Linked DNA regions of Mus musculus: all the other regions are linked to region 3. The links are chromatin loops, found by intact Hi-C in ENCODE. Cell type or tissue: heart. All regions are shown on one strand. Region 1 has its middle 11 kb from the start of Gm23897. Region 2 has its middle 72 kb from the start of Vmn2r7. Region 3 has its middle 42 kb from the start of Vmn2r1.

Region 1 (8,000 bases), 270 kb before region 3:
ATTCAGGAATTTTTCCCCTGTGCCCATATCTTCGAGGCTTTCCCCCACTTTCTCCTCTATAATTTCACTGTCTCTAGTTTTATGTGGAGTTCCTTGGTTCATTTAGATTTGACCTTAGTACAAGGAGATAGGAATGGATCAATTCCCAATCTTCTACACGATAACCATCATTTGTTGAAAATGCTGTCTTTTTTCACTGGATGGTTTTAGCTCTCTTGTGAAAGATCAAGTGACCATAGGTGTGTGGGTTCATTTCTGGGTCTTCAATTCTATTCCATTGGTCTACTTGTCTGTAACTATACCAGTATCATGCAGTTTTTTTTTTATCACATTATTGCTCTGTAGTACAGCTTTAGGTCAGGCATGGTGATTCCACCAGAGGTTCTTTTATCCTTGAGAAGAGTTTTTGCTATCCTAGGTTTTTTGTTATTCCAGATGAATCTGCAGATTGCCCTTTCTAATTCGTTGAAGAATTGAGTTGGAAGTTTGATGGGGATTGCATTGAATCTGTAGATTGCTTTTGGCAAGATAACCATTTTTATTATATTGATCCTCCCCCATTCATGAGCATGGGAGATCTTTCCACCTTCTGAGATCTTATTTAATTTCTTTTTTTAGAGGCTTGAAGTTTTTTATCATACAGATCTTTCACTTCCTTAGTTAGAGTCACACCAAAGTATTTTATATTATTTGTTACTATTGAGAAGGGTTTTCTTTCCCTAATTTCTTTCTCAGCCTGTTTATCCTTTGTGTAGAGTAATGCCATTGACTTGTTGGAGTTAATTTTATATCCAGGTACTTCATTGAAGCTGTTTATCGGGTTTAGGAATTCTCTGGTGGAATTTTTAGAGTCATTTATATATACTATCATATCGTCATCAAAAAGTGATATTTTGACTTCTTCCTTTCCAATTTGTATCCCCTTTATCTCCTTTTGTTGTGTAATTGCTCTGGCTAGGACTTCTAGTACAAGGTTGAATAGGTAGGGAGAAAGTGGACAGCCTTGTCTAGTCCCTGATTTTAGTGGGATTGCATCCAGGTTCTGACCATTTACTTTGATGTCGGCTACTGGTTTGCTGTAGATTGCTTTTATCATGTTTAGGTATGGGCTTTGAATTCCTGATTTTTCCAAGACTTTTATCATGAATGGGTGTTGGATTTTGCCAAATGCTTACTCAGCATATAACGAGATTATCATGTGGTTTCTGTCTTTGAGTTTGTTTATATAATGGATTACATTGATGTATTTCCATATATTAAACCATTCCTGAATCCCTGGAATGAAACCTACTTGGTCAGGATGGATGATTGTTTTGATGTGTTCTTGGATTTGGCTAGCAAGAATTTTATTGAGTATATTTGCATCGATATTCATAAGAGAAATTGGTCTGAAGTTCTCTATCTTTGTTGGATCTTTCTGTGGTTTAGGTATCACAGTAATTGTGGCTTCATAGAATGAATTGGGTAGGGTACCTTCTGCTTCTATTTTGTGGAATAATTTGTGAAAAACTGGAATTAAATCTTCTTTGAAGGTCTGATAGAACTCTGTACTAAACCCATCTGGTCCTGGACTTTTTTTTGTTGGGAGACTATTAATGACTGCTTCTATTTCTTTAGGGGATATAGGACTGTTTAAATCATTAACCTGATCCTGATTTAACTTTGGTTCCTGGTATCTGTCCAGAAATTTGTCTATTTCATTCAGGTTTTCCAGTTTTGTTGAGTATAGCTTTTGTAGAAGGATCTGATGGTGTTTTGGATTTCTTCAGGATCTGTTGTTATGTCTCCCTTTTCATTTCTGATTTTGTTAATTGGGATGCTGTCCCTGTGCCCTCTAGTGATTCTGGCTAAGGGTTTATCTATCTTGTTGCTTTTCTCAAAGAACCAGCTCCTCCTTTCTTTCATTCTTTGAATAGTTCTTTTTGTTTCTACTTGGTTGATTTCACCCCTAAGGTTGATTATTTCCTGCAGTCTACTCCTCTTGGGTGAATTTGCTTCCTTTTATTCTAGAGCTTTTGGGTTTGTTGTCAAGCTGCTAGTGTGTGCTCTCTCTAGTTTCTTTTTGGAGGCGCTCAGAGCTATGAGTTTCCCTCTTAGAAATGCTTTCATAGTTTCCCATAAGTTTGGGTATGTTTTGGCTTCATTTTCATTAAACCCTAAAAAGTCTTTAATTTCTTTCTTTATTGCTTCTTGACCAATGTATCATTGAGAAGAGGTTTGTACAGTTTCCATATGAATGTTGGCTTTCTATTATTTATGTTGTTATTGAAAATCAACCTTAGTCCATGGTGATCTGATAGGATGCATGGGACAATTTCAATAATTTTGTATCTGTGTGGCCTGTTTTGTGACCTATTATATGGTCAGTTTTGGAGGAGGTACCGTGAGGTGCTGAGAAGATGGTATATCCTTTTGTTTTAGGCTAAAAAGTTCTGTGGATATCTGTTAAAACCACTTGTTTCATAACTTCTGTTAGTTTCACTGTGTCCCTGTTCAGTTTCTGTTTCCACGATCTGTCCATTGATGAGAGTGGTGTGTTGACGTCTCACACTATTATTGTGTGAGCTGCAAGGTGTGCTTTGAGCTTTACTAAAGTGTCTTTAGTGAATGTGGCTGCCCTTGCATTTGGGGCATAGATATTCAGAATTGAGAGTTTCTCTTGGAAGATTTTACCTTTGATGAGTATGAAGTGCCCCTCCTTGTCTTTTTGATAAGTTTAGATTGGAATTCGATTTTATTTGATATTAGAATGGCTACTCCAGCTTGGTTCTTCAAACCATTGCTTGAAAAACTGTTTTCTAGCTTTCACTCAGAGGATGTTCTCTATGGAATCTTCTGCACCTGAGATTCTCTCTTCCATCTCTTGTATTCTGTTGCTGATGCTCGCATCTATGGTTCCAGATTTCTTTCCTAGGGTTCCTATCTCCAGTGTCACCTCACTTTGGGTTTTCTTTATTGTGTCTACTTCCCTTTTTAGGTCTTAGATGGTTTTATTCAATTCCATCACGTGTTTGGTCGTGTTTTCCTGCAATTCTTTGAGGGATTTTTGTATTTCCTCTTTAAGGTCTTCTACCTGTTTATCTGTGTTCTCCTGTATTTCTTTAAGTGAATTATTAATGTCCTTCTTGATGTCCTCTACCATCATCATGAGATATGTTTTTAAATCCGGGGCTAGCTTTTCAGGTGTGTTGGGGTGCCCAGGACTAGATGGGGTGGGAGTGCTGCGTTCTGATGATGGTGAGTGTTCTTGATTTCTGTTAGTAGGATTCTTACGTTTGTCGTTTGCCATCTGGTAATCTCTGGAGCTAGTTGTTATAGTTGTCTCTGGTTAGAGCTTGTTCCTCAGGTGATTATGTTAGCCTCTATCAGCAGACCTGGGAGACTAGATCTCCCCTTAGTTTCAGTGGTCAGAGTACTCTCTGCAGGCAAGCTCTCCTCTTCCAGGGAAGGTGCCCAGATATCTGGCGTTCGAACCTGCCTCCTGGCAGAAGTTGTGTTCCACTCACCAGAGGTCTTAAGATCTCATGGGTGATCCTGTGGGGGGTCCTTTCGGGTGTCCAGAGACTCCACAGGCAAGGAACCCCGGTGGTGTCATGGACCAGAAGGGATTTGTGACCCTAATACAGTTCATTCTTATCCTGCCACGCAAATTACTTCAATGCCTTTTGTTCTCTTAAACAACTTCAATGGGTGGATAAATTCCCCAGAAAAATCAAAACACTTGAATCATCCTTATAGAACACATTGTTCTTCATTTTGGACTGCTATATCCCTAACTTCAGATAATGAACATGTTTTCTATTCTAACTTGTACTGCTGTGACAACAGAATGAATTCAACTGGAGAAACAAGCAGGACTACCACCACCACCCCCCAAACTCTGCTTTGTGATCTTAGGACCACAAGGATCCTCCTCAGAGTCAATGTACAGAAAAATGTTTGCTCATTAATGGTCCTGAAAGTGTGACTCTGTGGCTGTAGCTTTCTATCATCCTACAGCCTGTGAGAAAAGCAAAGTTCCAGGCCTCTAAGTATACCTACTTATTGTGGAATACTAGAGAAGGAGTCCAGTAGTCTGTTTAAAGATATATCGTGGTGATTCTGATATTTACCACACTTTGACTATTAATATTTCTGATAGACATTCTGAATGCATTTGGCCTGATGGCCACAGGCTTAGAACAACCAATTCATTGCTAGGGTCAAAAGAAATAACTATTCTGTACCACTCCATCAAATAATTCTTTACCACAGCTGGTAATCCAGAAGACCCCAATGTTTGTTAATCCAAAGAATTCTCACTGGAGTATGGATATACCCAGTAATTTACACATCTATGGCAGTTTCTTACCACATGGTGGCATTAGAGTATGCCAAGCTAGTTTCTAGCAATTTGTGCCTTCAGTAATGAAATAGGAAGAAATTTGACAGATTAAATTTATTCTCAAGATGCTAAGATTCTTCCAGTTTGACATGGTACCAATTGGCATCAGACCACATGTGCTAGAAAGCTGAAAGTAAATATCAATCATAACTATTGATCTCTATGCTCTTCCCTTCATAGATATAACCTGCTTGGGATGAACTACATGACTCCTCACAAATGGAATTTCAGGACCAATTATAATTATTATAATAATCATAATGGGAAACTTGCCTGGTTTTTAGAAATAAATGAAAGTGCCTTTGAAATTATCTTTCCTTACAGAAAGAAATATATAGAAGTATTTACTACCCTAGGCATGTAAGTACAGCCCTAAATAGAAACATACATGTAGTTTGAAGTATAGAAGCACTATGTCCCTGACCAGTTCAGGTCTGAGACCTAGACAGCTAGTGAAATTTTTAGGTGCCTAGGAATAGAAAGACCAACATCTTAGGAGTTCAATAGGAGTATGCCATGCTAGTTTCTAACAATTTGTGTGTTCAGTAATGAAATAGGAAGAAATTTGACAGATTAAATTTAATGTCAAGATGCTAAGATTCTTCCAGATTGACATGGTACCAATAAAAAAATTTAATTGATGTATAGATGGGGTGTATATATACAGGAGTGTAGTTGTCCAAGAAAACAGAAGCATTGAATTCACATGAAGGTGGAGCTAAAGGTTATTATGAGCTGCAAAAACATGTGCTGAGAATCAAAATTGAGTTGTCTGTAATAGCAGTACACACTTTTAACCACTAAGCCATCTCTCTAGCCCCAAAACTAATTTTTCATATCATACCTAAATTATTGGTTCAGATTCTTAAAGAAAGGGAGAATTTGAATCATGACACAAGTATCAGGAATCCTTTCAGGCTACCATATTCACCATGGAGATTCCTCAAGCACAATCATGCCATTGTTCTCTGTAGCTACTCCCTTATTCCATGCACCTGTCATCATTTGAAATTACAGCCATCATTTGAAATTACCATGTGATGACACAGATATATTCTAAGAAATGTATTCTTAGGTGATTTGGGCATTGATTAAACATCACAGAATCTGCTTGCACAAATGATATCAGGTACATTCTCACTTTATTTGCTGATGTATTTGTCATGACTATTGCTGCATTCTCAAGAACTGGTGACTGCCAGAGCAGTGTCAGATAGGCAGACAACTTTGATGAGGAAATGAGTCAAGCAAAATTACAATATTTTTAATGTTCTGATTAGGATATGATTTTCACTGTGATATGATTTCAAACCAAACTAATTCGGTAGTGTCTTACTTCAGGAAGATTGCCCAGAGTCCCAGAGTTATTTGTTTTCTCATTTTAAAGTAATAAACATTTTTATTGAAAAGACTCATGAAATGCAACACTGAAAGAGAATCATTTCTTGTTCTTAGTCTCAAAAGAAAATCTTTCCACAAGTCACATAGAAAGACATTTACTTCATGATTTTTGAGATATTATCAACAACCAGGAAATATCTAATCTCTTTAAAAATAACAGTTTTTAGCATGTATGCCTGTATACATTAGCAAAAAGTTTTCTATAACTGTGAACATGATATTTTCTCATATTAAATGTTAAACCAACTTGACTATAATTAAATAGGACTCAGTCATGAAATATTATACTTTTCATATTTTTTTAGTATAATTTGACACCAATATAACACTAGCCAGCTACCCTCCTCTTACATTGTACTTGTCCTTTCTACACTCAAGGTCATAGGATCTTGTAATATTATCTAAGAATGTTCTCCATTTTCTGGTGTCTACATTGCCTGAGGAATTTTATAGAATTCACTGCAGAATTTGATAGGTCTGGAGTTTCCTTATCCTTCTCCCAGTGGTAAGTAAATCATCAAATCTTATTTGATATGATAATACAACTGCAGCATCTTTTTCAAGGTGCAGTATGCATCCAATTTGGTCTTGCTTCTATTATTTAGCTGTTCAAACTACCAAATCACAGTGAGGAGTTTATACAGAAAACAAACACAAGCAGGCACGCACACACACATGAATCCAGTTATCAGATTATCCTAGAAAGTATGTCAAATATGCCATCAAAATGTTGATCTTCTTAAGAATTCATAGAACCATATTCCTCCCCACCATAAAACGAAGCAAACCTTAATATCAAGATCAGTACTCTGAGTTCCAGCTTCTTTCAGACTTTGGTTCAATTAGTCTACAAAAAATTAACAGTTTTGAGGTCTACAAGCATCATGACATTGATCTTCCCCAGTTCCTACACTATTGGGACACCTGTCTGAAGTTAAACCACTGTTACCAAACAATGATTTCATTATTAATTTCTTTATTTAAAAAAAAAAACTTGATTCCATTAACCCAGGTATACCCTTACAAAGAATACTTTTGTGTGGTCCACGTTCTACCTTGAAACTTACTACTTGTGCTGAAAACTGTCTCACTTCTCATTGGCACTAAGTTTGGTCAAACAGCAAGTTGGACCTCTTATTCAAGTAACTGAAAGGGTATCCTTAAGTATCTATTGTAAATGGCTTTGTACGTGGTATAAAGAATGATCACAGAATTATTCACTATCAACTTCTGACAGAAATCTAGGCAGAAAATCTACAAAGCAAAACAGGTCCCATGAGAGGTGAATTTAGACTATAGATACAGAAACTGACAGCATTAATCCTATCTAGAAGCATGGTTAATAGATTGTCTTTTAGTCTTGGTTCTCAGGGCTGAGCTGAAGTTTAGCACTCAAAGAGAAAGAATGGGAAGAAGTGATATCACTCCAGCAAATGAAAGAGTAAGTGGAAGCCGGGTGTGGTGGCGCACGCCTATAATCCCAGCACTCGGGAGGCAGAGGCAGGTGGATCTCTTGAGTTCGAGGCCAGCCTGGTCTACAGAGTGAGTTCCAGGACAGTCGGGGCTATACAGAGAAACCCTGTCTCGAAAAACCAAAAAAAAAAAAAAAAAAGAAAAGAAAAAAAGAAAGAGTAAGTGGAGCAACGTGGCAAGCTAGTGAGGAGGGCCCAGGTCTCTGACTCTTTTTGGCAAGGTGTTCAGTCTTCCAGGGTTAAGAAGCTTCTTTTGTGACATGGAGGTAGTAATATTTTCCAGCTCTTGACACAGCCAAAATGAGAAGATGCCTATAAATTGCATCACATAATATTGATTATAAGAAAACCCTCAATGATTATATTCAAAATATACGAAAATAATTTTTAAAAACAAAACAAATTTATTTGAATTATTCAAAATTGGATGACATGAAAAGGAGATAAAAAAGAGGTACTCACCCCCCCCCCAAAGAGAGGGGCCAATTCAGGATCCATCGGGGTAAATGATAGATTTTGTATCCAGACACTCATCGAGATTTGCTGGAATGTTGAAATACTCGGCTGGTGTACACAGAGTGCATAAACATACACACCTACAGCTGAAAACTCAAACCTAAGTGTATTACAAGAGGTAAACTTGAATAAACTACTGAAGAGAGAAAAGAAGGGACAAAGATTACCAGATGGAACATCTTCTGTGTATATGCCCAGGAGTGGTATTGCTGGATCCTCTGGTAGTA
Region 2 (8,000 bases), 750 kb before region 3:
GATGTTCTCTATGGAATCTTCTGCACCTGAGATTCTCTCTTCCATCTCTTGTATTCTGTTGCTGATGCTCGCATCTATGGTTCCAGATTTCTTTCCTAGGGTTTTTTATCTCCAGCGTTGCCTCCCTTTGCGTTTTCTGTATTGTTTCTACACGCCTTTTTAGGTCTTGGATGGTTTTATTCAATTCCACCACCTGTTTGGTCGTGTTTTCCTGCAATTCTTTAAGGGATTTTTGTGATTCCTCTTTAAGGTCTTCTACCTGTTTAGCAGTGTTCTCCTGTATTTCTTTAAGTGAGTTATGAAAGTCCTTCTTGATGTCCTCTACCATCATCATGAGATATGCTTTTAAATCCTGGTCTAGGTTTTCAGGTGTGTTGGGGTGCCCTGGAATGGGCAAGGTGGGAGTGCTGGGTTCTGATGATGGTGAGTGGTCTTGGTTTCTGTTAGTAAGATTCTTATGTTTACCTTTCGCCATCTGGTAATCTCTGGAGTTAGTTGTTATAGTTGTCTCTGGTTAGAGATTGTTCCTCTTGTGATTCTGTTAGCCTCTATCAGCAGACCTGGGAGACTATATCTCTCCTCTGAGTTTCAGTGGTCAGAGCACTCTCTGCAGGTAACCTCTCCTCTTACAGGGAAAGTTCACAGATATCTGCTGTTCGGACCTCCCTCCTGGCCGAAGATGAAGGCCGGAAATAGGACCTGTCCCAGAAGCTGTGTTGCTTCGGCCTGTCACAGAAGCTGTTAGCCTCTGTTGTTCACACTCTCACCTGCACAGACTAGTTCGGAGGGATCCGGGAACCAAGATGGCTCCTCCAGGTGCTCCTGCAAAGCCCTCCTGGGCAGGGCGGATACCTATCCCTGGCTGGGAAGGTGCCCAGATGTCTGGAGCCTGAAAAGGGGGCTGCCTCAGAAGCTCTGTGGCTCCCGCCTGTCCCAGAAGCTGTTAGTTTCTGTAGTCCACACTCTCACCTATGCAGACTACTTTCATCGGAGTCCTGGAACGAAGATGTCTCCCATTGAATGTTTCAATACTACTTGATAGTGATAGTCTATGTGTAATTTTACCAGTAAAGTGGGTTCCTTGATCACTTTGTATTATTCTCAGTATACCATAAGCTGAAATCCATGACTACAATGTAAATATTGTTAATTTTTGGTCTGGTTTGGGCCCCGTCTGGCCATACCTAATCCTGTGTAGACATCTACTCTTGTGCATGTGTATTGTTTCTTATACTCATTTAATGGTCTTATGCAATCGATTTGAAGTGTGTTATTAAAATGTAGTCTCTGAGTGCCTATTCCATCGTAATTATGCTTAAATCTGATTTTGGTTGCAGGGCATCCTTCACAATTCTATATGGAATTCTTAATTTTATTATATGTTATGGCTATGTTCCTTTGAGTGAACCATTGGTATGCTGCATGGCTTCCTGCATGTCTGAGGAATTTGTGTATTTGTTCTATTTCTTCTCTTGTAACCTTTGCCTGTGTGTGGGGAGTCACTCCGGTCCATTTCCTCTTAAGTTTAAGTTTTGTAGGCCCTGTCTGTTCACTTTAGTAATGTGCCTCAAGTTTTACTGCCATACTTGCCAGTCTGTCTGCTTCGTTACTATGTTTAGTTCATAGCTCATCTTTGTTTTGGTGGGCATCTACATGATATACCTTAATTCTAATGTATTTGCTGAATTGAGCTGTCTCCATCCAAGCTTCTTTAGAACATAAGTCTTTTCCATTGATTTTCCACTTTGTTAATCTCTATTATTTCTGGCCAAATTGCTATTCAACTGGTCATGCACCAAGAGTCTGTAAAAAGGTGTAAGTCCTTTTCATCCTTATGTGACTGTCTTCCTGTCAACAGGGCTGCTATTACTTCTGCATGTTGTGCTGATTTGCTCTTTCCTACCTCTATTAGTACCATTCCATCTTCCTGCCTGAAAGCTGTTGCTCTCTAGCACACCATGTTTTTTTAGTGGTGGCTGAGTCATCAGTAAACCATTAATATATTCTAATTGCCATATCCCTTTATATAGAGGATATCTATTATCATGGTGCTATCTACATTGATATAAATTAAATTACTAAAGTGCTTTATATATTCTAATATAATTTTTAATGCTTCTTCCTGGGGTGATCCCCAGGTGAAATCAGATGCTTTTTTTTTTAAACTATGCTGTATAATGGTTGGACCAACAATTAGAGGTATGGTATATGTTGCCTCCAATACCCAAATAAACCTATTAAATTCTGGGATTCTGTCTTATTCTGGGGTCTTGGTAAGTTTTTTTAATTTGTTAATTATTTCTGGGGGAATGGATGGTCCTCTAGTTGACCAGTGTACTTCACTTCCTCTGCTGGTCCCTTTACTTTGTCTTTATTAATGGTCAATCCTTCATTTGTTAGGTGTGCAATTAAGCCTGCTACTGTTTTATTTAATATTTGGTTATCATTTGATATTAATAAAAGGTCATCTCCATATGAAAAAATTATTACTTCTTCTGGTGTGTGGAATGACTCTAAAGCTCATCTCCATGCATTGTGTGCTATAATTGGGCTATTTTTGTATCCTTGTGGAACTCTAGTAAATTTTTATTGTTTTCCTTCCCATGGGAATGTAGTGATTTATCTAGAGTTGGGATGTAGGGGAATGCTGAAGAACATGTCTGTTAGGTCTACTCTGGCTAACCATGTGAGTGCCACCTGCCTGATTTGCAGAAATATATCTTCTACATCTGGCAATTGTCCTGGCATCTGCTCTGATAGGTATTTATGTTCCTGTAGTCTACTGAATCTCCATTTGTTATTGGGTTTCTTTACTGGCTACCCTGGGTTTTAAATATTGTGTCCCTCAGGTTGAAAGGGATGTCGTTGTTCTCTTAGGTTTTTCTTGGGTGGCATCCTGTTCATAGGTCTTGCCCCTATGCTTGGTCTTTGGTTGTTGAATCCTGGGTGAGGGAATCCTCGGCCGTTGGGTCCCCCCTGCCCTAAAATAGGTCTGTGAAGAGCTTGCTCCAACAAGTGTCTGGTGGGATTCCATGAGTGGCTTGGTCCTGATCTAATTTTGAGGTTGGTATTCTGTCTTCCAAGCGGTCTTATGTTTTTGAACTGTCTCTGTACTCCATTATATTTCTTACTTTTAGTGGGTAGGGATACTACCTTCTCTGAGTCTAACTCTCTGTATGATTGTTAGAAGTCTATGACATCTGCCACAGTTTGACATCCTTGCAGTGGTCCGGCTAGGGTCATCCTGAGATGTTGTGGAGCTCCTTTTAACGGGGTTTTCAAGAACTGGGCCAACGTTGGTGCTGCCTATGGGGTAGGTACCTGGTTGTAGGTGAAGTAGAGCACTCCTAATTTTCTTGCTAACTGAATTGTTTCCTGTAAACTATTCCATTTTGCTGAGGCCTCAAACTGAGTTAAATCTAAGGAGGGGACCACATGTCTCCGAGCTGCAGTTATCCAATCAAGCATTGAGTGCATATCTCCCCAGGAGGTACCTAACACTTGCTCTAAAGCATCGAACACTGTGAGGTTTTTCACCATGTTCCTAATTTTGCACATCTTTTGGTCTGATAACATTGTATCTGCTCCCTTCTCCCACAGTTTCACAATTTAGCATGCATCCTTCATGCCATTCTGGGCAGTCTTTTCTTAGTTCAATAAGTTCTTGTGGGGTATATGCTATGGTTTCCATCATCACCTCCTTGGGACTGGAATCTCCAGAACCCCTTCCTGGTGTTTGAAGCCTGGGGACTGTCACTGGTAGTGATGGGACCAGTCCTGTTTCTAGGGCATTTTTGAGAGGGTTAGAGTCCTTTAGTCGTTTTGTGACATTCATGGTTAGCCTTTTGCCCATAAGTTGATCCTCATCCAGATCGACTATAGTCTTCATGAGAACGCTAGGTATTTCTTTTTGTGATGCTCTCTCTATGGTAGGCTCCACCTGCTGAGGTGCTGCTAATGGGATGTCAATTTTAACTTCCTTGAATTTAGTCTTAGTCTTAACTATGCAATTAGTATCCTGCCAAGTTCTTTCCACTGAGGCAGAGGCCTCCTCGTCCTCCAATTTTATCTTTTTCATAGCTTTGATGAGTTTTTCTAGTCTGCTCCTGGTGTTAACGGATAGGCTACATGGTACAGTGCCTTCACTGTTTTCATTTTAAAGTACCAGGCGACATTACTTTCTGGTGGGTTTTTCAATAATTTATTAAATAATTTATGTACCCGTCTCATTAGTCTTTTGCCAGTCACTCTCTCATTAGGCTCGGAGATCTCTACCCTCACCCTTGGCTCTTTGGCTTTTGGGGTGTGAGTTTCGGCCCCGCCCTGAATCCTTTTCTGCACTCTACCCACTCTTCCTCATTCACTTTTCGAGTCAGAGTTGGCTTTGAGGCATGGTAAGGAAGGCAAGTGCCTGCTAAGTTTAGGGATCCCCTCTTGGCCTTTCAATGTACTCTGTGGTTCTACCTGCTCTTTTTCATTCCCTTTAGGATCACAAGTGGCTTTGAGGCATCAATTTTGACATCAAGGCCAGCGGTTCTTAGACTAGAAGCATATCTGAATATTTATTGCGTGGTATATTTACCTATTGCGTTTGATTTAAGGCAAGACTGTGTGGTGTTAAAGCAGCTCTGATTTTTACCGCCCGGCAAATGGCCTGCAATTTAAACTGTGGCCTCTAGATGGTGCTAAGTGGCTGCTAAACTCCAGCTGGCATTCTCCTGTCAACGCCCAATGTTGAGAACTGCTGTAAAACAGGGCAGAAAGCAAATTCCTTGAAACTCAATGGAAAAGGTTCTAATACTTTTTATTTATTCATAAACAGCAAAAAACAAATAAATGATGAAATGGGCCCACACTTGTTCTTTCACACACACTTCTCCCTAACCTTTCCGATCTGGCAGTCATGGCCTAGCCTTGGTTCCTTGCCTTTGATCATGCAGTCCCAGATAAAAGGCACAAAACTTTTCTTTATATATTTATATTAAGCCTTTAATGTGCTAGAGCTGGGCAGATATCTACCCTCTAAGGTAGTACTATCTACTTCCCTATCAATAAATCCAAAATATGACCTGCCCTGTTCCTCCTGGGTGGTTCTTACTCCGACTGAGCAGCCCTCATGGTCAGTTCTCACCATCGCTTTCCTCATGGCATCTTCTACACATTCTCTCTTCCCTTGTGGGACTACCTCTGACCCCAAGCCCTGGAACCAAAACCTTCCCTATTTTCCTCTGCCCAGCTCTAGGCTGTAGACTGACCCGTCCAGTAGGTCCAGTTATTCGAGGGTCTCGAGGGCACCTTCTTCTAAGAACCAAATGGGGGGAGGAAGAGACAGAAACCAAGTGCAGGAACGACAGGGAAGCAGTCTGAGTAGCATCAAGGTCTCACTGTATTCAGCAAGGCTCAAGGCTTAAATGCACAAGCAAAAGGGGAAGTACTTCTCAGCAGGAGGAATGGCGCAGTAGAAATGCACAAGCAAAGGAGGAAGTACTCAGCAGGAGGGGTGGGGCAGTGGAAATTTTTCTTTTGGCAGCTACAAGGGGAAGCAGGAACTTGGTGGTATCAGGGTGTGGCCAGGGCATCTGGTGCTGACTTAGGGCTGGAACATTCTGTGGTTGTTCTTGGAACGGTGCGTTGGTGGCCCACTTTTGACCCCCTTTTCTTCTCAGGGGTAGAGGCCCAATTCGGAGATCAAGACAATAGAGTTGTCTTAATAGCTCCCAACATCGCCCCCGTTTTAATATTTTTATAAAGGCATATTGGATAATAAATTTGTAGCCACGTTTTTAATGGCTGCCTAAATGTCTGTTTGCTCACTGGGTGATTCTCTAAAACCACGAAGGACACAATGACCAGTCATCTATGAGGCTTGAATTAACGGTTCCAGTCTGTTGGGTATAACCTGGGCTAGCCAAGGGATTTAGGAATGAAGCAAGCTCCGTGGGTAGAGGTAGAGGTCTGATCCCCAGTGTGCAATGTTAGGGGCCATGTACAGGATTGACTCTCAAGCCCACAGATTTTTACCCAGAGTAACCCTGACCTGCTCCTGTGCCGTTTTTCTTGGGGGAAGGACCCTAGGGCACTCAACCTTCATGCAGTCAGACATGCCTCTTAGAGACTGTCTAACAGCTTCCAGACTAATCTCTGTGCAGTGCTTAGTCTTACAACTCTCACGGGCGATGGCTTCAAGTTCCAATTTTTCGATGTGTCTAGCCTGGGATGACTGTTTAGTTTCCAATGTGGTGAGAATGTATATTACCATGTCGGAAGCACAGTCTACAGCAATCTATAAATGATTCGTGGTATGAACTGATTGCCGAATTTAGGGGGAGGGGAATGATCTTACTTAAGCATTTTATGGAAATTGAGTCTCTCTCCCCGAGAAGAGGGTGATGAAGTGGTATCCACGTCTGACTCTTCTCCAGTAACCTGCTTGTTATTGCCAACGTCCAGCTGATTGTAATGAACTGAAACAGATGAGCTTGAAAGAGATGAATCAACCCCCCTCCTCCTGCCTCCATGAAGGTGCTCCTCCACCCACCCACCCACTCCTGCCCCACTGCCCTAGCATTCTCCTATACTGTTGTATCAAGCCTTCACAGGACCAAGGGCCTCCCCTTCCTATTAAGCCAGACAAGGCCATCCTCTGCTACATATGGAGCTGGAGCCATGGGTCCCTCCATGTGTATTCTTTGGGTGATGGTTTAGTCCATGGGAGCTCTGGGGGTTCTGGTTGGTTGATGTTGTTTTTCCTATGGGGTTGTGAACCCCTTCAGCTCCTTCAGTCCTTCCACTAACTCCTCCATTGGGGTCCCCCTGCTCAGTCCTATTGTTGGCTTCAAACATCCACATCTGTATTTGTCAGGCACTGGCAGAGCCTCTCTGGAGACAGCCATATCAGGCTCCTTTCAGCAAGCACTTCTTGGCATCAGCAATAGTGTCTGGGTTTGGTGGCTGCATGTGGGATGGATCCCCAGTGGGTGCAGTCTCTGGATGGCCTTTCCTTCAGTCTCTGTTCCACTCTTTGCCCCTGTATTTTCTTTAGACAGGAGCAATTCTGGGTTAAAATTTTGAGAAGAGTAGGTGGCCACAGCCCTCAAACGGGGGCCGTGCCTAATCTCTGGATCTGATCTGTGTAGGTTTTCTTTCCCCTTTGGTGGGCATTTTCAGCGAATCTCATCCCCATTGGGCCTGAAGCCTCTTGCTTTCCTGGCACCTGGGACATTCTGTTGGCTACCCCCAGTTCCCCACCCCACACTTCTGCTTAATTTTCTGACACCTCTCTGTACATCTCTCCCACACCTGATCCTTCCCTCTTCTTTTCCTCTCCCCCTCCTTTCATCCTTCCAAGTCCGGCCTACCCTCTACTTCCTGTGATTATTTTGTCCCCCCTTCCTATTTTTCATATATTATTTTTAATTGGATATTTTCTCTATTTACATTTCAAATGTTTTCCCCTTTCCAGGTCTCCCCTTCAGAAACCCCTTATCCCATCTTCCCTCCCCCTGCCTCTATGAGGGTGCTCCCCCACCCTCCCACCAGCTTCTACCTCACCCTCCGGAATTTCCTTACATTGGGGCATCAAATACCCTCAGGCCCAAGGGCCTCTCCTCCCACTGATGTCCAACAGGGCTGTCCTCTGCTACATAAGTGGCTGGAGCCTTGGGTCCCTCCATCTGTACTCTTTAGTTGGTGGTCCATTTCCCAGAAGCTCCGGGGTGTCTGGTCTGTTGACATTGTTTCTTGCTCCTTGGGGCTGCAAACCCCTTCTCTGGAGACAGCCATATCAGGCTCCTGTCAGCAAGCACTTCTTGGCATCCACAATAGTGTCCCAGGTTTGGTGATTGTATATGGGATGGCTAATATCCACTTATCAGTGAGTGCATACCGTGTTGTTCTTTTGTAACTGAGTTACCTCACTCAGGATAATATTTTCAAGTTCCATCCATTTGCCTGCAAATTTCATGAAGTTATTGTTTTTAATAGCTGAGTAGTATTCCATT
Region 3 (8,000 bases):
GCTGCCTACTGAGAGGCCCTGCCAGAACCTTACAAAATCAGAGGTGGATGCTCACAGTCAACCATTGAACTGAGCATGGGGACCCCAATGGAGGAGTTAGAAAAAGGACTGAAGGAGCTGGAGGGATTTGCAACCCCATAGGAAGAACAACAATATCAACCAGCCAGAGCCCCCAGAGATCCCATGGACTAAACAACCAACCAAGGAGTACACATGGCTCCAGGTGCATATGTAGCAGAGGATGGCCTAGTCAGACATCACTGGGAACAGTGGTCCTTGGTCCTATGAGCCCAATTGGTGCTCCAGTGTAGGAGAGTGGAGGGCTGGGAGGGGGAAGGGGTGAGTGAGTGGAGGAATAGACTCATAGAAGTAGGGGGAAGAGGAATGGGATAGGGGGCTTCTGGGAGCAGGGAAACCAGGAAAGGGTAAAACATTTGAAAGGTAAATAAAGAAAACATTCAAAAAAATAAAATATCCTATAAATATATAAATAAATAAATAAATAAAAGGTGTGTGTGTGTGTCTGTGTGTGTGTGTGTGTGTGAGAGAGAGAGAGAGAGAGAGAGAGAGAGAGAGAGAGAGAGAGAGAGAGATTGTTCTCTCTGCATTATTTGAGATAGAAAGTTCTGTCCACCATGGAAGCTTTCCCTTCTGGGATGTAATGGGAAGAATTGGTATGATTATTTAAAAAAAGGAAAAAGAAAAAAGTAGCATCACTTCATAGATTCTGATATTACTATCTGATATCACATACATTCCTGGTTCCTCTTTGCAAATGCATTAGACCTTGTTGTTAAGAAACTACCAAGGGCTACCCCCCCACCGTCTTCCTTCTGGCCCAGAGGAGGTCAACAGGGGCTCCAGTGCACTCTCCATGCTGCAGGTCCTCGGGATCACCTCTAGATCACAGGTGAGTGGAACGCAACATCAGCTCCAAAGAATTGCAGAGGGCCTTGTGCCAGCAGGAACAGGGACAGGGGAACCCCACCCGACCAGAGGCTGGGATCCCTTCTGGTTGGGGCCATCCCAGCCATCTTCCTTCTGAACCCGACGGATTCCGATGGGGGCCCTAGAGTACTCTACACGCGCAGCAGGTCCTCAGGAAAGCCTCAGGATTGCAGGGGGGTAGATCGCAACATCAGCTCCAGAGAGTCAAGGAGGGTCTTGTGCCAGTGGGGGCAGGGATGGAGGAGCCCCACTTGACCAGATGCTGGGATCCGATCAGATCGGGACAGGCCCAGCCATCTTCTGCGTGAACCTGGTCGACAGCAACTGGGGCTCTCCATGCCACAGGACCCCTAGGACACTCAGGACCTCATGATCACCTGACAGCACGTGGGCAATAGAAGCAACAGAGCTTCTTGGTCAGGGTCCCTTCAGGCCTTCATCCTCAGCCAGGAGACAGAGCTGAGACCCAGATTCCTGGGCACCTTCCTTGCCAGTGAAGAGTTGGCCTACAGGGAGGGCTCTGACCCCAGGACTCAGGAGGTGGATCAGAGCTCCAGACTTCTGGACAAGAGGAGAGCTTGCCTGCAGAGAGTGCTCTGACCACTGAACTCAGGTGAGAGTTGACAGAGGCTAACAGAATCACAGGAGGATCAAGTTACAGCCAGAGGCAGCTTGAACATTAACACCAGAGATTACCAGATGTTGAAAGGCAAACGTAAGAATCTTACTAACAGAAACCAAGAACACTGGACATCAACATCATCAGAACCCAGTACGCCCACCACATCGAGTCCTGGATACCCCCAACACACCCGAAAAGCAAGATGCAGATTTAAAATCATATCTCATGTGTTGGAGTCCATATCATGAGAAAGTAAGCCTTTCACAGTTTCCCACCCTAACAAGTTAAATGGCCTTGTGTTAAGGAGCTGGTTGCCTCCTCCTCCCCATTCCCTTCCTGGCACCTAAGACCCTAAAAGTTTGAATTATAGTCCCCTCTTCCTTATCTCTTCCTGACTCCCAAGACGTCTAAGGACATGAGCTATGCACTGAGCCCAGCCTGACACCCAAGGTTGTTAAGGAGGAATCTACATTCCGGAGATAAGACCCAGGATGCCTCCCGCCTGCAGTCTGAATTCGGCCTTCATGTCCCCAGATGCCCACTTCTTTATTCTTTGTTAATCCCCCCTCAGCCCCTCCCTATTTTCTCTCACTGTGTGCTTATAATCAGGCTCCTAGCCTTCATTAAACAGACCTTAACAACTCTTTGCTTGGTCTTGCTTCATTTTCTCGCTCATTTCTCTTGCATGTTTGCGTTCCCCCTTGTACCCACGAATAACTGGGTCTTGCTGGACGGGACAAGTGATGCCTCAACGTGGAGCCGAGGTTTGGACTGTTTACCTTAGGTGGAGATTACAGAGTTTGACTACCCCAGAGAAGTTAGAGAAAAAATAAGTAGTGGAGGACCACTCACACAGCTTATGGGAGAAAGCAGCCCTCGGTAAGTGATTCATTTCCACTGAGAAATGGAAACTAAGCTTTCGAAAGAGGCAGCCTTTATAAAAGGCTTAAAGATGTCTCTCAGGGGAAGAGGAGTTAGAGTTAAAAAGAAAGATTTGGTAAACTTTTTTTATTTTCATAGACCAGGCATGTCTATGGTTTATTATAGATGGAGCAGAGATACAATGCAAGAAATGGAGAAGAGTAGGTAGAGAATTAAATGAAATTTTGGCAAAGCAGGGCCCTGATGGTATTCCTGCAAATATATTTACTTATTGGAGTCTAATCCGTGATTTTGTAGAGAGTGCAGTCAACGATCAGGAGAAACAGCAGCTTTTGTCAGTAGCAGAATACTACCTCCATCCCCTGTTTCAGGAAGCTTCAGAGAGCTCCCCTCCCTATCAAAAGGCCTCCAATAGCTGCAGACAGGCCCGAAGTCCCGCAGGTTGCTCTCTACCCCCATATCCTGTTAAGCACATCGCCTACTGATCTGCCATTGATCAATCCAGTCTTTAAAAAACCTTTGGCCGAAGGCCCTTTAGTTTCTGGGGACGCAGACACTTAAGAAGAAGAGGTAGTCCGTCCTGGTAAGCCCGTGCAACTGCCTAGCGCTTCAGCTCCTCCCTGCAGCACCCCGCCTTATCTGCCACTGTTGAGTTCCCACTCCGTGGCCCCAGACATTGCTGGTCCCTATTCTTTTTTTTTATTTTATTTTATTTTTTTTTTAAAGATTTATTTATTATTAAATGGAAGTACACTGTAGCTGTCTTCAGACATCCCAAAAGAGGGCTTCAGATCTCATTATGGATGGTTGTGAGCCACCATGTGGTTGCTGGGATTTGAACTCAGGACCTTCAGAAGAGCAGTCAGTGCTCTTAACCGCTGAGCCATCTCTGTCCCTATTCTGATTGATGCTAAAGACAAGCTCGCTTCTCAGGTAGCAGGATTACAAGAAGTTTTAGAGCTCCAGCAACAATACGCCCATCTTTCTACAGAGCTCGCTTCACTTCAAAATTCTTTAAAAGAGATTATCCTTGCCCCTCCCCCAGTCGCAGCCTCAGCGGCGGCATAAAAAAGAAAGCCCCCCCCCCCCCCCGACTGTGAAAACTAAAACATTGGCTTTCCCCTTAATCACTCACTCCACGAGAGCAGATAGCTACGACCTGACCACTTCTACAGCAGAGGAACAGCCCCCAGTCACCCATGCCAAATCTGCTTCTGCAGAAATTGGGTCTTTAGAAACGCCCCAGGCCGACCTCTCCGCGGACACTATCAGAGAGGGCGGAGAGGATAATGAGAGTGAAAACGAAGTGGAACGTGAGCCAGAGGGACAAATATTTGCTCCTGTCCAGCAGACAGAATTCCGCAGACTACGTTTCAAAGACTTAAAAGAGCTTAACTCTCAGTTCCAGCTTATGGCCCATCTGCCCCCTACATGCTTTTGCTTCTAGAAGCTCTTCCGGGAGGTGGACATATGCTCCCCAGTGAGTGGATTAAAGTAGTTCAAACTGTGTTAACACGCAGACAATTTCTCTCATGGAAAGCCGATTTCCACAATCAGTGTCCGGCAGTTGCAGTGGCTAATCAGAAAACTCCTCGGGCGCCATCTGCTGGCTGGACCTATGAAAAGCTTTCTGGTCAAGGTAAATACATGGCAGAAGCCAGGCAGAAACACTTCCCTGTGGGTCTTTTGGCTCAGACTGCTAATGCAAACCTGGGTGCTTGGCGCACTATCCCTATAAAAGGTTTGGTTATTACGCCTCTAACCAAAGTTATCCAAGGGGCCCAAGGGGATTTTAGTGAATTTGTGAGTCGTTTGCTTGAGGCTGCAGAGAGGACCTTGGGGCATGAGGATGCAGATAGCAAACTAAACAATTGGCTTATGAGAATGCTAATTCGGCCTGTAAGGCTGTTTTTTTGCGGTAAATTTAGAGACAAAGATCTTAATGAAATGATTCGTCTCTGCCGTGATGTAGATACTTTTACTCACAAGATGTCTCAAACAGTTAATCTTGCGATGGGTGCAGCCGTCCAGCATGTCGTGGCAATTGGCACAGCTCTTAAGCAGGCAGGCCCACAGAAAAGTTGCTTTAAGCGTGGCCAGCCTGGACACTTCGCACGACAGTGTCCCACTACGCCTTCCCTTAACGGTGCCCCAGTGATGTCTACTGGCCATTCTTCTCAGCCTACACGGCGTAATTTTCTTTGTCTACGCTGCAAAAAAAAAAAAAAAAAAAAAAAAAAAAAGGCAGACATTGGGCCAACACCTGCCAATCCCCAACAGATGTTTCTGAGAATTTCTTGCCTCCCTTTCAGGGAAACGGCTATGGGGGACAGCCCCGAGTCCCCAAGACCATCCCATTTCTTCTGGCCACGGGTAACAGCCAGCAGACAAACCAGCCACTGGTCTCTCCAGAGCCACTGCAGGTAGTACAGGATTGGACTTGTGTTCCGCTGCCGACTCAATTTTAACACCCGAGGATGGCGTTCTTATCCTTCCCACGGGGGTCTTTGGGCCTCCTCCACCCAATACTTATTTTCTAATATTAGGGCATGCTTCCACCACTTTAAAAGGGCTTACTGTCCATCCCTCATTAGTAGATAATGACTACACTGGAAAAATTAAATTTTTAGTTAGTACCTCTCAAGGTCCAATATCTATATTCAAAGGGCAACATCTAGCACAAGCCTTGCCTCTACCTTTAGACACTTCCTATCCAGCAATGAGCACTCGTCGTGGCTCCTCACAGCCAAGGTCATCAGACCTTTCCTGGGTCCAAGCAATTACCAAAGACTGCACTCTGCCTTAAGATAAATGGCAAGAGCTTTGAGGGCCTCTTAGACTCAGGTGCTGATTCCACTGTAATCTCACCAAGTGCCTGGCCCGCTGCCTGGCAGTTAAAGGCCTCTTTAACTCACTTACAGGGGATTGGACAATCAAAAAATACTCTCCAGAGTTCACAGCTGTTGATTTGGGAAGATGGTGAGGGAAACTCTGGCTCTATTCAGCCTTATGTTGTCCCGGGTCTGCCTATTAATTTGTGGGGGAGAGATATTCTCTCTCAAATGAGAGTCATTATGTGCAGTCCCAATGAAGTCATTACTCAACAAATGCTCACCCAGGGTTATCTCCCTGGACAGGGACTAGGTAAATTTGGACAAGGGAGGCCTGAGCCAATCGAAATCCCTCCCAAGGTCGATCATGCAGGCTTAGGTTACAACTCCCATTTTTCATAAGGACCATTGCTCTCCCTGCATGCCAGACAGATAAAATTACATGGAAAGATGACACCCCTGTCTGGCTTGACCAATGGTTCCTTCCTGCAAAAAAATTGTCGGCAGCCATAGAGTTAGTGCAGGAACAGTTGGCAGCTGGACACATTGAATCTTCCACTTCGCCTTGGAACACCCCTATCTTTGTTATAAGAAAACAAAATGGTAAATAGAGGCTGTTACACGATCTTAGAGCAGTTAATAAGACCATGGTCCCCATGGGGGCCCTACAACCTGGGATCCCCTCTCCAGTGGCTATTCCTAGGGGATATGCCAAATTAGTAATTGATTTAAAAGATTGTTTCTTTTCCATTCCTCTCCATCCTGAAGATTTTAAACGCTTTGCATTTACCCTCCCAGTAGTTAATTATATAGGGCCTTCTCCTCACTTCCAATGGAGGGTCCTTCCTCAAGGCATGGCCAAATGTCCCACCCTTTGTCAGAAATATGTGGTACAAATTATTGATCCATTCAGAATATCTTACCCTGATCTATATGTTGTCCACTACATGGATGACATTTTGATTGCTGGATCTGATGAGGACCAATTATATATTGCTGGTCAAAAACTTGTTAATGCCCTTCAGAGTCAAGGACTCCAGGTTTCTCCAGAGAAAATTCAGATCCACCCTCCTCACTTGTTTTTGGGTTTTGAATTATTTCCTAACAAAATTCTCTCTCAAAAGGTTCAGGTAAGTCAAGATTCCTTGCAAACTCTTCATGATTTTCAACATTTGTTAGGAGATATTAACTGGCTTCACCCTTATCTGAAACTTACAACAGGAGAGTTAAAACCTTTGTTTGACATTCTGTGAGGGGACTCAGATCTGTCCTCTCCACGCATGCTAACTCAAGAGGCACGAGTGTCACTAGCTAGAGTAGACCAAGCAATCAATGAACAAAATATTGGATATTTCTTCCCAGAACTCCCCCTCCAGTTCCTTGTCTTCCCTACTTCCTTTTCACCCACAGGTCTGCTGTGGCAACTTAAACCTTTGTTTTGGGTCCACCTGCCAGCCTCTCCCTCTAGAGTGCTGCCCACATATCATCAGTTGGTTTCTAATGTTCTGTGCCCGGGCAGAGAAGCTACGTTGAAGCTTTTTGGCAGAGATCCAAATATTTTGTTCTCCCCTATGATACCTCCCAGGTTCAGTGGTTAATCAAAAATAGTGATGATTGGGCCATTAATTGTATCTCCTTTCAAGGTGTAATTGACAATCATTACCCTGCTGATAAACTGGTTCAGTTTCTACATAGGACACCTGTAGTTTTCCCTAAGAGAACAAAGCCAAACCTGATTCCTGTGGCTATGTTAGTTTTTACTGATGGGTCCTCCTCAGGTATGGCTGCTTTTAATATTGGTGGGGAGGTCTCACGTTTTATGACAGACTTTTCCTCAGTGCAGCTTGTTGAACTGGCAGCTATTGTTAAAGTGTTTGAACTCCTGCCAAAAACCCTTTCAATTTGTATACAGACAGTGCCTATGTGGCCACCTCTGTTCCTCTTTTAGAAACCATCCCATATATTTGCCCTTCTACCAATGCATCTCCAATGTTTGCTAAACTTCAGAACCTTATTCTTGCTCGTAATTTTCCCTTTTTATTGGCCATATTCATGCTCATTCTGGCCTGCCTGTACCTTTGTCTGAAGGCAACGATATAGTTGATCAGGCCACGCAGGTAATAGCTTCTGCCTTGTCAATTACCGCTCTTGCTGCTGCTCAATAGGCCCATGATTTTCATCATCTTAATGCCCATACCCTGAGGCTTAAATTTTACATCATCGGTGAACAGGTTCGACAAATTGTTCGGCAGTGTAAGGGCTGTTGACCCTTTTACCTGAGCCACATGTGGGAGTTAACCCCCGCGGACTAACCCCTGATGAACTGTGGCAAATGGATGTCACCCTCTACACCCACTTTGGAAAGCTAAAATATATTCATGTCTCTGTTGATACCATTAGTGGTTTTATCTGTGCATCTTTAAAAACAGGAGAGGCCACCAAACATGTTATCAGCCATGTTCTCTCCTGCTTGGTGGCTGTGCCAAAGCCTAAGATCCTCAAGACAGACAATGGCCCAGGATATGCTAGTGCCAGCTTTAAACAGTTCTGTGCTCAAATGGGCATTAAATATATTACTGGCATTACCTATAATTCCCAAGGCCAAGGTATTGTAGAAAGAACTCATCAAACCCTTAAGAACATGCTTTTCACCAGAGACACTGAAACTTATTGAGGAGAAAGTAGAGAAAACCCTCGAAGATATGGGTACAGGGAAA

Evidence for each region. A loop is a pair of places that touch in the nucleus more often than their neighbours do. Peaks named below come from ENCODE experiments on the same cell type or tissue, not always from the same donor. Only the 100,000 strongest peaks of a DNase experiment are listed, where the experiment ranks them.
Region 1: a loop joins it to region 3, with 16 times the contacts of the local background. A loop is called at or near these places in 10 of 42 quality-filtered maps.
Region 2: a loop joins it to region 3, with 10 times the contacts of the local background. A loop is called at or near these places in 21 of 42 quality-filtered maps.

Annotation. Positions count from the first base shown.
Region 1 is chr3:64,303,354-64,311,353 of GRCm38, reverse strand. No RefSeq gene overlaps it. Among named protein-coding and RNA genes, the nearest start is that of Gm23897, 11 kb to the left of the region's middle. In heart, a CTCF peak has its summit at 4,357 (motif pointing right); no DNase peak of the experiment used is centred here.
Region 2 is chr3:64,787,789-64,795,788 of GRCm38, reverse strand. It overlaps the pseudogene Vmn2r-ps11. Among named protein-coding and RNA genes, the nearest start is that of Vmn2r7, 72 kb to the right of the region's middle. In heart, a CTCF peak has its summit at 4,667 (motif pointing right); no DNase peak of the experiment used is centred here; H3K27me3 peaks cover 595 bases.
Region 3 is chr3:64,035,965-64,043,964 of GRCm38, reverse strand. No RefSeq gene overlaps it. Among named protein-coding and RNA genes, the nearest start is that of Vmn2r1, 42 kb to the left of the region's middle. In heart, a CTCF peak has its summit at 4,059 (motif pointing left); a DNase peak (open chromatin) is centred at 4,034; H3K4me3 peaks cover 788 bases; H3K27ac peaks cover 596 bases.